2 separate regions of the Homo sapiens genome follow, and region 1 is linked to region 2. A link is a contact called in ENCODE Hi-C or POLR2A ChIA-PET data. All regions are on one chromosome and are shown on one strand. The core of a region is the stretch at or near the end of the contact, and the rest is flanking DNA. Distances in the headings are between cores, read along the strand shown. Region 1 overlaps CASP8AP2 (caspase 8 associated protein 2). Region 2 holds the start of RRAGD (Ras related GTP binding D).

Region 1 (5,928 bases), core at 1,263-3,762, 420 kb before region 2:
GCGAGACTCCGTCACAAAGAAAAAAAAATCAACCAACTGAATCCAGCAAGATATTAAACGAAAAAGCACTACAGACAAGTGAGATTTATCCCAAAAATGTGAGGATGTCTAACATTAAAAAACCAATTAGTGGGCTGGGCACGGTGGCTTACGCCTGTAATCCCAGCACTTTGGGAGGCTGAGGCAGGCGGATCACGAGGTCAGGAGATCGAGACCATCCATCCTGGCTAACACGGTGAAACCCCATCTCTACTAAAAATACAAAAACAAAATTAGCCGGGTGTGGTGGTGGGCGCCTGTAGTTCCCGCTACTTGGGAGGCTGAGGCGGGAGAATGGCATGAACCTGGGAGGCGGAGGTTGCAGTGAGCTGAGATTGTGCCACTGCACTCCAGCCTGGGCGACAGAGCCAGACTCTGTCTCAAACAAACAAAAACAAACAAACAAAAAAACAATTAGTGGCCAAGTATGGTAGCTCATGCCTAAATCCCAGCACTTTGGGAAGCCTAGGCAGGCGGGCAGATTTGAAGTCAGGAGTTCAAGACCAGTCTGGCTAACACGGTAAAACCCTGTCTCTACTAAAAATAAAAAAAATTAGCCAGGTATGCTGACGCACACCAGTAATCTCAGCTACTTAGGAGGCTCAGGCACAAGAATTGCTTGAGCGTGGGGAAGGCGGAGGTTGAAGTGAGCCGAGATTGTCACACTGCACTCCAGCCTGGGCAACAGAGCAAGACTGTCTCAAAAAAAAAAAAATTAGTGGCTGGGTGCCAGGGCTCAGTGGTTCACACCTGTAATCCCAGCACTTTGTGGGCCCAGCACTTTGTGGGGAGGCCGAGGTGGGTGGATCACTTCAGGCCAGGAGTTCGAGACCAGCCCAGGCAACATGGCGAAATCCCATCTCTACAAAAAATACAAAAATTAGCCAGGCGTGGTGACACACTCCTATAGTCCCAACCATACTTAGGAGGCTGAGGTGGGAGGATTGCTTAAGCACAACCAGGAAGCAGAGATTGCTGTGAGCAAAGATCAAGTCACTGCACTCCAGCCTGAGTGACAGAATGAGACCTTGTCTCAAAACAGACAAACAAACAAATGCTAACATTAATAAACACATTCCTGTAGGTACAAACTCACCAAGTCCAAAACAAGAGATCATCTTTCCATCCATATCTGCTCACCTCCTCATTTCTCTAATTTCTTGGAGTAGCACTAACATTCCCTAACAGACTACTGATTTACTGATGCTACCTCTGAAATATTTCTCCCATTTATTCCCATTCTTGCCATTTCGATTTGTTTCAGGACCCCACTATAGCTACCTAATTATTTCCCCACTCCAAATACATGCTACGCACAACTACTGGGTTAGTTCTACCGCAATCCTGCTCAAAAACTTTCCGTTACTTCCCAATTTCTATAAAGTACAAATTCCTTATCCTGACTGGGTGCAGTGGCTCATGCCTATAATCCCAGCACTTTGGGAGGCCAAGGCAGGTGGATTACGAGGTCAAGAGATCGAGACCATCGTGGCCAACATGGTGAAACCCTACCTCTATTAAAAATACAAAAAAATTAGCTGGGCATGGTGGTGCATGTCTGTAGTCCCAACTGCTGGAGGCTGAGGCAGGAGAATTGCTTGAACCCAGGAAGGGGAGGTTGCAGTGAGCCGAGGTTGTGCCACACAGCTAGACTCCATTAAAAAAAAAAAAAAACTTCCTTATCCTGACATAGACTGACACCTACCATTCTAGCTCCATTATTCACTATCTCAAGGTTTCCAAAATCCCAAGGTTCAATTAAATTAGGCTCACATTGGCGAACACTTCTTGACACGATCTCCCCACATCTGTTCCCCACCACATCTGTCTATAAGTTCACAATCAAGTATGGGTGTGAACACCTACAGAATAGAACATGGGAAGGCAAGATCAGAATGTGAGAATAAAGTTTAGGAAGTCACAGGCCCCGAGGCTGCAGTGAGCCAAGATCGTGCCACTGCACTCCAGCCTAGGTGACAGTGAGACTCTCTCAAAAAAAAAAAAATAAAGGTCAGGGGATGTATTATGTGATTAAGATACTTGGATTCCATCCAGAAGGGAATGGGGGAACCAGTGAAGGTTTTTAAAGTAGGGCAATATAATGATCAAATCTGCATCTTAGATGTTTAACTCTGGCAAGAGTCTGGAAAATATGAGTGGGAAGGGAGATAGAAAAGGCTACCAAAACAAAGCAGAAGACAACGAGGTGTCACTGTAAGTTCTTAGTAGTGGAAATAAAAATAAGAAACAGATCTTGGCTGGGCACGGTGGTTCATGCCTGTAATCCCAACATTCTGGGAGGCTGAGGCAGGAGGACTTCTTATGCCCAGGAGTTCAAGACCAGCCTGGGCAACACAGTGAGACTCCATATCTACAAAAAAAAGAAAAGTTAGCTGGGTGTGGTGGCACATGCTTCCGGAGGCTGCAGTGAGCTGTGATTGCACTGCTGCACTCCAGCCTGGGTCAAAGAGCGAGACTGTCTCAAAACCAAACCAAAAAACCCACAAAACACTAAAAACAGATCTGAGAGGTAGTCAACAAGATTTAATGGAAAGTGTATTCAAATGGACAGTCTTCCCCCATTTCAAATTGTTCTTCAAACCTCAGCATGAGTTGTCTTTTAAAAATGCAAACATGATCGTGTTCCCAACTCTGCTTAAACACTTCAGTGCTTAGGCTGGATGTGGTGGCTCACGCCTGTAATCCTAGCACTTTGGGAGGCTGAGGCAGGCGATCACCTGAGGTGGGTGATCATCTGAGGTCAGGAGATCACCTGAGGTCAGGAGTTCGAGACCAGCCTACGTCATCTCTACTAAAAATACGAAAATTAGCCAGCCGTGGTGGCGCATGCCTATAATTCCAGCTACCTGGAAGGCTGAGGCAGGAGAATTTCTGGAAGCTGGGAGGCGGAGGCTGCAGTTAGCCGAGATCACGCCACTGCACTCCAGTCTGGGGGACAGGAGACTTCGTCTCAAAAGAAAAAAAACAAAAAACAAAAAAAACCCCACCAAAAAGCCCTTCAGTGCTTCCTGCTGATTTCAGGATAAAAAACAAATTTTGAGGCCAGGCGCAGTGGCTCACGCCTGTAATCCCAGCACTTTGGAAAGCCGAGGTGGGCAGATCAACTTTGTTCAGGAGTTCGAGACCAGCCTGGCCAACACGGTGAAACGCCATCTCTACTAAAAATACAAAAATTGGCCAGACATGGTGGCACACACCTGTAATCCCAGCTACTTGGGAGGGTGAGGCAGGAGAATCACTTGAACCTGAAAGGAGGAGGTTGCAGTGAGCCGAGATCATGCCACTGAACTCCAGCCTGGGCAACAAAGAGAGACTCCATCTCAAAAAAAAAAGGAAATATGCACTTTTTTTTTTGAGACAGAGTCTCACTCTGTCACCCAGGCTGGAGGGCAGCGGCACAATCTCTGCTCACTGCAACCTCTGCCCTCCGAGTTCAAGCGATTCTCCTGCCTCAGCCTCCTCAGTAGCTGGGATTACAGGGGCCTGCTGCCGCGCCCAGCTAATTTTTTGTATTTTTAGTAGAGACAGGGTTTCACCATCTTGGCCAGGCTGGTCTTGAACTCCTGACCTTATGATCCACCCGCCTCGGCCTCCCAAAGTGCTGGGATCACAGGCGTGCACTACCGCACCCAGCCCTATATATACACTTTTAATGTGTAACTTTTGTATGCTGAATGGTACTTTTTTTTTTTTTTTGCTTTTGAGGGAATTAATAAGATATAATTAATTGTGTCTTAACTTTTGAAAGAAATTTTTAGATGGAGGCAACTGGGATGTTTGTGATAATAGATAAGAAAGACACCACTGACCTGTAGTTAAATTGGTTTGAATTGCAGATATTCATTATTGAATTTATTCCTGTTTTCTCATACTTTAGAAAAGACACCTGAACAATAAATGAATCCTGGATAGTGTACTGTCCTTCAAACAATGAAGTGATATTAATACTTGCCTGCAGGAGATGCATACTACAGGAGAGAACCCTTAGACTATGTCAGGCCACACTATGAACCTCCCCCCACCTGCCTTTTTTCTCCTTTATGTTTCTGTTACCGTACTAACATTGTGGATTAACGACACTGAAATTCTGCATAATGTGAACAGGATAAACTATTTATAAATCGAAAAAAAAAAAAACAACACAGGGCTTCTGCAGGGAATATTCTTTCCTCAATATTCTACTTTCACTTAGCTCTTCTTTGATATTTTGCTTAAGCCATTTTGAGTCTCCCCTGTCCACCCTCTCTTCCCACTAAGTCAGGCCCTCTGTTATATACTCTTACCCCATTGTGTCCTTTCCCTACATGACCTCTTCTTGAAGTTCATGATTCCATTTTTGTGGGATTCCTGGAGAAATGTCCATCTCACCCAATGGACCACCCAATGGTTCTCCATAAAGATTAGGACCATCCCTGTTCTGTTCCCCAGCTCTCACTGTATCCCCAGCTCTCAGCAGGCCTAGCAGAATGGCAAGTAATAAAAGAATATCTGTTGAATTAAAGAAATACCCAATTTGTTAAAGATGATTCTCATGTTTCTAGCTTTGGAGGACAGTCATGCTTTAACTGCAATGGACAACCAGTGAAGTCATGTTGAGTTATCTGTAGGACATCCAGATAAAGATGTCTAACAGCAGCTGGGGGTGGTGGCTCATGTCTGTAATCCCAGCACTTTGGGAGGCCAAAGCAGGTGGATCACGAGGTCAGGAGTTCAAGACCAGCCTGACCAACATGGTGAAACCCCGTCTCTACTAAAAATACAAAAAAATTAGCTGGGCGTGGTGGTGCGCACCTGTAATCCCACACTCGGGAGGCTGAGGCAGGAGAATCGCTTGAACCTGGGAAGCGGAGGTTGCAGCGAGCCGAGATCGCGCCATTGCACTCCAGCCTGGGCGACAGGGCAAGACTCCATCTCAAAAAGAAAAGAAAAAAAAAAAAGGCCGGGCGTGGTGGCTCATGCCTGTAATCCCAGCACTTTGGGAGGCCGAGGCTGGTGGATCACCTGAGTTCAGGAGTTTGAGACAAGCCTGGCCAACATGGTGAAACCCCATCTCTACTAAAAATACAAAAATTGGCTGGGCGTGGTGGCATGTGCCTATAATCCCAGCTACTCCGGAGGCTGAGACCAGAAGAATCGCTTGAACCTGGGAGGCAGAGGTTGCAGTGAGCTGAGATCGTGCCACTGCATTCCAGCCTGGGAAACAGAGCAAGACTCCGTCTAGGGGAGAAAAAAACAAAAAACAAAAAGATGTCCAACAGCTGGAAATGTCATACAGAAAAGGCATGGTAGGTATTATGATTTGGGACTCATCAGCACCTTAGTGATACGTGAGATTACACTCTTGAAATCATATAGGCCAGTGATTCTCCTGGAAGGAGAGGAAGGAGAGGAGGAAGAAAAATGTATCAGAATCTCTTGGAAAATGGGTCTTTTTCACTTTTCCTCACCTTCTCCCATTTGAGGATCTCGATATATGAGAGTTGCTACCGACAGAAGTGATGCACCTGTGAAAGTGTAGAGGCAAAATTTTCCAAGTTGAGAACTATCATGCTGAAAAAGAGTTTGTATTGGGAGGCCGAGGCAGGCGGATCACCTGAAGTCAGGAGTTCAAAACCAGCCTGGCCAACATGGTGAAACCTCATCTATACTAAAAATACAAAAATTAGCCTGACATGGTGGCACACACTTGTAATCCCAGCTACTGGGGAGGCCGAGGCAGGAGAATCGCTTGAACCTGGGAGGTGGAGGCTGCAGTGATCTGAGATCGTGCCACTGCAACTCCAGCCTGGGTGACAGAGTAAGACTCTGTCTAAAAAAAAAATGTTTGGCCGGGCGTGGTGGCTCAAGCCTGTAATCTCAGTACTCTGG
Region 2 (5,626 bases), core at 2,717-5,216:
TTAAGAAAATTTATAGATTTGTGTTGGGCTGCATTCAAAGCCATCCTGGGCCATGGGGTGTATAAGTTTGGATTAAGGTTTCATGTCAGGCTGTCTGAGTTCCAAAGTAGTTCCTCCATCCATTCTGTGCAGTACCTTGGGTGACTTGTTTAAATTGAGTTTTCTTATCTATAAAGTAGAGGGGATGATATCACTTTCTTAGAGGGAATATTTTAAAGTTCATATTATCTTGGAACAGTGCCTCCTTATTTGTAGAAAATCTCAGTAAATGTTAGTTGGCTAAATTTTAATGGGTAATAGACAAAGCTCTTCTTTCATGATGCTAAAAATGTCTAAAAATTAAGAGTTTTTTTTTTTTAAGAAGGAAAAGTTAGTTGAAATAAAATAAGCATTTAGTCGTCGTGATATTGTAGTCTCTTCAGATCTCAGGCAGTCTTGGACAGATGAAGGCCTAAGACTTATGCTCTTTTTGCATGTCAGCTCATTCCTAGTTGCTCTCTTGTAGCTAACACTTCATATTTACCCACACTGTGGCATTTCCCAAGGTTTGGAGCAAGTAGAAAACTTGGCTGCTATTTCTTCCTGAAGTTTCTCTCAGAAATAGGCTAGATCTGTGTGAAGAGCCATATACTATCTTCCTCCGTTCTTCCCACCCTTCTTTTCTTCTTCTCTTCCTCCCTCCCTTCCTTCTCTCCTTCTTTTCTTTCTCCCATCTCTCTTTTTTTCCATAAGCATTTATTAAGCACCTGTCAAGTATAAGCCATGGTTACATACTTGCCATGGTTACATACCACAGCAGAAACCATGGGTAGCCCAGAGACCAATCTTCACATTCTTCAGAGCACTCTCCTGGGGAGACATCCCCAGACATAGGCTGAGCTCCAGTGCAGAGCGGCCAAGGCAGCAGCCAATTCACTGAGCAGATCCCACGCTGAGTTTCTTAAAGGCTTTCAGGGTTCTTGTAGTGTTTTTCAGTTTTTATTTAAATTCAGAAAGATTCTACACACATGATTTTTTAAATTCAAGAACTTCTATTTCTAGGATATTTTCAACATATCTCTTCTTTGAAAGCTGACAGTATTCAAATGATGTCAGCAAAAGAAAAAAAGCAATCAAGGCTTTTCCTGTTCTGTTCAACTATACATTTCTGAAATGGTAGTAAATTAGAATATCTTAAATCTGTATATGACTCTTTAGCTTGGGGTAGAATATAATTGAGGATTTGACTTCTACTGATTTTTTTGTGGGATTTTATTTTATTCTTATTCTTAAGAATGGTCCAGGTTGGGTGCGGTGGCTCATGCCTGTAATCCCAGCACTTTGGGAGGCCGAAGTGGGTGGATCACCTGAGGTCAGGAGTTCGAGACCAGCCTGGCCAACATGGTGAAACGCTGTCTCTACTAAAAATACAAAAATTAGCTGGGTGTGGTGGTGCATGCCTGTAGTCCCAGCTACTCAGGGGCTGAGGCAAGAGAATCGCTTGAACCTGGGGGGTAGGGGTTGCAGTGAGCTGAGATCATGTCACTACACTCCATCCTGGGTGATAGAGTGAGACTCCATGTTAAAAGAAAAAAACAAAAGAATGGTCCAATTCTCAAGTATCTTGGAGTGTGCCCCAATCTATTGTTTCCTTCTAAGATCTCTCTTCCTGGGGAAGTTAGAGGATCATCAGACATTTCTGTCCTTTCTAGTCCATAGGCACAGTGGGGCTGTTGGATTATGACCTGCCCTTTCCTGATCCCTTGAGTCCATGGGTCTTACACACTTGGCAACCTGCCCAGGAATGCCCTATACGTCTGAGTCTGGGTTGACCTTGGACAGTCTTCTAGATCTCCTAAATTGTTATTTGCAGTTTGAATCAGACCAGTTCAAAGGCCACTTGAGGATGGTGGGCTAGCTATAGAATAGCTGAAAGTCCTCAGCCACACTCTGGGAGGCCCTCCTCCCTGGGGTTTCCTTTGACGGAAGGGATGAAAATAGGCTAGGAAAATTACTCCTAGGAAATGAGCTTTGTAAGTACCTGAGATTTTTTTTCCGCCTCATTTAATCTTCCTAATAATCCTTAGAAGGAGTGATGTTCTATTGATAAGCAATCGGGTTTAGAAGGGCATAAGTAACTTGCCTCTGATGGGAGTATGTAGTGCCTGCTTGTGTTGGTGATGCTCCTTGCACCTCACCCCACCCAGGGACCCACTCCCTGCCCTCCCTATCCAATCTCTGTCCTGGACTAGGTTCCAGGCTCCCTTGCCTTCTGGCTACCAGATGGGTTTGGCCAATGGGAGACACAGGAGAGTGGAGGGAGGATGGATGGAGAGAAAGAGAGGTCTTTGCTCTCTCCTTGATGTGAGGCCGTTCTGGCAGCAGCAGCTTCCTCATCAGTTACAGCTCCTGTTTTGTGGCCCCTCTCCAGGACTCTAGCTCCCTTCCTCACTCCTGTAAATTTAGGGGTGGTGTTATCTTCCCACTATCGCTAATACCTGCATTGATTCCCTAAACTCTGTCCACACCCCTGTAAATTGTTCCTTCACTTGAAGGCTTCAGTTAAAGTCTTTGCACATACCGTCTGTTTCATCCTGGGAAGAACCTTAACTGATACAGTCATACCAAATTATACTGCCTGCCTCCCTTGGAAAATCTCAGGACCTTTCCCATTAGAAGCAGCCACCTTCTGGAAAGTGTCTGCATCCACCTTCTGCACTCAGAAATACTAAAAAAAATCCAGGACATGAGTCATGATTTGGTAGACTGTGAGCTCCTTCAGGGCAGGAACACTGCCCTGAGCATTCTTGGACCCTCTACTTAGCCCAGCCTCAGGCATATAGGAGGTGGTTAATAAATGTTTCCTATGGAGGTTAGCACCCTTGGGCCCTGAGAGTCTCCTGCCCTAGCTTCCTCCCTCCGCTTCTGCACCGCACCACCGGCTGAGCTGCTGGCACCTGTAGGAGCTGGATCATCATGCTGACCGGCCGGTTTTTTCTTATTGTGCTCCACAGAAGGAAGTTCATCCACGTAATTTTTTGCAGTACCCAGAAAGGGTGGGTACAGTGTGTTCCGTGGTGAAAAGCTTGTGAAGGAGGAATGCAGGTTTTAGAGTCTCACTCCACGTTGCTGCTATTCCTATTTGAGAATTGCCCCCCCACCACCGCCACTCCCCTACTCCCACAAAAGCCTTGAAATATTTTATTCATGTGGGATTACAGTCTATGCAACAATGAGACATGAGGAGGTGGCCATGAATAGCCCCCGAGTGTGTTATACACTGAGACCTTTTCCAAAGGGCTGCAGAGGAATTATTTAGTCTAAGCAGCCACGAGTCATGTGATTTCTTCAGAAACATTTACGTCTGGGTAGGCCTGCTTTTTAAATATTCTTGGTGGGAAGCACTTTGAACCATAAAGGCACACTAAAAGACAATTGCTATGGAGACTGCGCCTCCACTGTGCATTTATCTGAGTTCTCCGCCTGGGGCTCTTGAGCGTCCACAGGGTGTCCTGGGCACGCTGCTCTGGGGTGGGGGATCTGGGCGCCACAGTGTTGGGAGGCCACCCGCTTGGGACCCTAGCTCAGGACTGTAAGCAGGAGGCATCCGCCCACGGTAGACGCTCTGCGGGCGTGTGGGAGTGGGACGGCGGGGGGGACATTGAGGGTGTGCGGCGCCCCCTCCCCTGCCTGTGCGGGGACCACGTGAAGGAGAGGCGCGTGGGGGCCCCTGGCGCGCAGCCGCGGTGGGTGACGGCCGGCGTCCCGGGGGCCCCGTGTACGGGGCGTGTGTCGGTGTGAGTCTGGGAGGGTGCAGGGGCCCCGCGCCTCCCCGGTCTCCTCGTGCGTGTGCGTGTGCGTGTGCATGTGTGTCCTCGGCCCAGCGCCCCGCCGAGTGGTGCCCGCGGCCGGGCGAGCGCGCGCGCGCCCGTGCGGGGTGTGTATGTGAGTATGTGACAGTGTGTGTCAGGTGACTCGGGTCACGCAGTCTCTCTCTCTCTCCCTCCTCCGGGAGGAACTGCCGCGCTCCGGCTGACTCCTCCGCCGGCGGGCGGGGCGGGGGAGGGGGCTTCGGGCGCGCTGGGAACCGCGGGACCCGGACCTGGGCGCCGCCCGCCGGGGGACGCGCGGCCCCCGCTTCCGCCGGGCCCCGCTGAGCTCTAGACAAACCTCCGCTTCAGAAATAGGCTGCGGGCGGCCGGCTAGGAGGCTTGGCCCCCACCCCGGGACCCCCGCCGTCCCCGGGCCGGCCGGCCGGTGGGCACGATGAGCCAGGTGCTGGGGAAGCCGCAGCCGCAGGACGAGGACGACGCGGAGGAGGAGGAGGAGGAGGATGAGCTGGTGGGGCTAGCGGACTACGGAGACGGGCCCGACTCCTCCGACGCCGATCCGGACAGCGGCACAGAGGAGGGAGGTGAGCGCCCGGCCCCCGCGTCCTCGGCTCGCGCCCCTTTCCTCCCCTTGGCGCCTTCCCGCCCCCAGCCCGGCCGTGCGCGAGCCACCGACTTGGAGGGGGTCCAGGGGAGCGGGTCCAGTTGAGGGTTTGGGGTGGGGAGGGACGCCAAAAGCCCGACCTCGAGCTGCCAAATGAGGGAGCGCGGTGCTGGTGGCGGAGGGGCAACCAGGATCGGTGGAAAAGGGGAAGGAGGGAGTAAGCGTCTGGGCTGGAGGAGCGCGCGCTTCTGCCCCTTTCAGAGCCGGTGCCTCCCGCGCCCCTCACCCCAAGCTCTCCGCAGCGTCTGGCGGTTGGGGAGGGGAGGGGACCGCGGGCGCGCCCTGGGACCTCTCTCCCAGAACGGTGCTGTTGAAGCCAGGGTCAGATGTCGTGGCTAAAAAAAGGCAGCCGGCGGCGGCGTGACTGGCAGGGTCGTCGGCAGCTGCGGGTGTCAGTCTCGCCCCGCGTCGCCGCGGGAGGGGCCCACCCAGGTAGTGGCTGGGGAGACCCGCGGGGCGGCGGGGGGATGCTCGCCAAGCTGTTGTGGGAGTCTCCGAGAGGCCGCAGATTTCCCGGGATCCACGCAAACACCGTTGTCAGGACACCTTATCTGCTCTCGGTATCACCACCTGGACATGGCAGTGCCTGCCCGGGAGTGAGCGCGCGGCGGGGAATTCTTTGCTTCAATAGTGAAGCAAACTCTTTTTCCTGTTCTAGAAGCGGGTTTTAGCAATCGTTCAGCTTGTGGGGGCTTCCTGCATTTTCTTAAGGTGTAAGGAAGTTGAGAGCCTTTTAGTATTCCAGAGAGGTTAAACTTTTTTTAGTTTCCCTCAGAAGCGAGCAAAAGTTCCTTTACTGTAAGGTCACTTGGAAAGGTCAATAGAAAGCGGCTGTTAAACATGATGTTATTCTCAGTGAAACTGTATGCATCCAAGAGAAGGAACTAACTTTAATGTTTCACACTGAAGAAATTGTGTGAGAGATACAAGTACCTTTGTGACTATTGATTTTTAAAGAACTTTTATTGAGAATTCACTGAACTTATTTTAAATTCTCTATGCAAAGCTTTTCTCACTAGGGTAGTTTCATTATTCTACATCTGGCAGGCACGACTTTCAATGAATCAGAAAGGAAATAAAGTTAACTATGCCTTGCGCCTGGTAGATGAGAAAGCAGCCTCTCAAGTCACCCTTTTTCATAGCGTTTTCTCTC

Evidence for each region. Hi-C counts contacts between places; a loop is a spot of excess contacts on that map. ChIA-PET counts read pairs that join two places held with the same protein, here RNA polymerase II (POLR2A). Pooled maps may share reads with other maps.
Region 1: a pooled map shows a loop between it and region 2 (3-fold over the local background). The contact joins the enhancer-like site here to the promoter of RRAGD in region 2. A Hi-C loop is called at or near these places in 1 of 168 maps with a recorded cell type or tissue (naive thymus-derived CD4-positive, alpha-beta T cell), 2 of 37 single-sample maps with no recorded cell type and 12 of 50 pooled maps. POLR2A ChIA-PET finds 5 or more read pairs at or near these places in 2 of 52 experiments (B cell and activated naive CD4-positive, alpha-beta T cell).

Annotation. Positions count from the first base shown.
Region 1 is chr6:89,831,900-89,837,827 of GRCh38, reverse strand. The region is part of intron 1 of CASP8AP2 (caspase 8 associated protein 2); the gene reads right to left. Among named protein-coding and RNA genes, the nearest start is that of CASP8AP2, 5.0 kb to the right of the region's middle. Within about 2 kb of position 2,512, at least 6 of the 41 ENCODE cell types and tissues checked have a DNase peak (open chromatin) inside an H3K27ac peak, as active enhancers do; they include B cell, where a contact is called at or near this core.
Region 2 is chr6:89,410,613-89,416,238 of GRCh38, reverse strand. It overlaps RRAGD (Ras related GTP binding D), which reads left to right and starts at 3,966. Exons shown (of 7, transcript NM_021244.5): 1 at 3,966-4,393. The coding sequence starts at 4,246. RefSeq lists silencers at 3,550-4,739, 4,770-4,879, 4,910-5,009.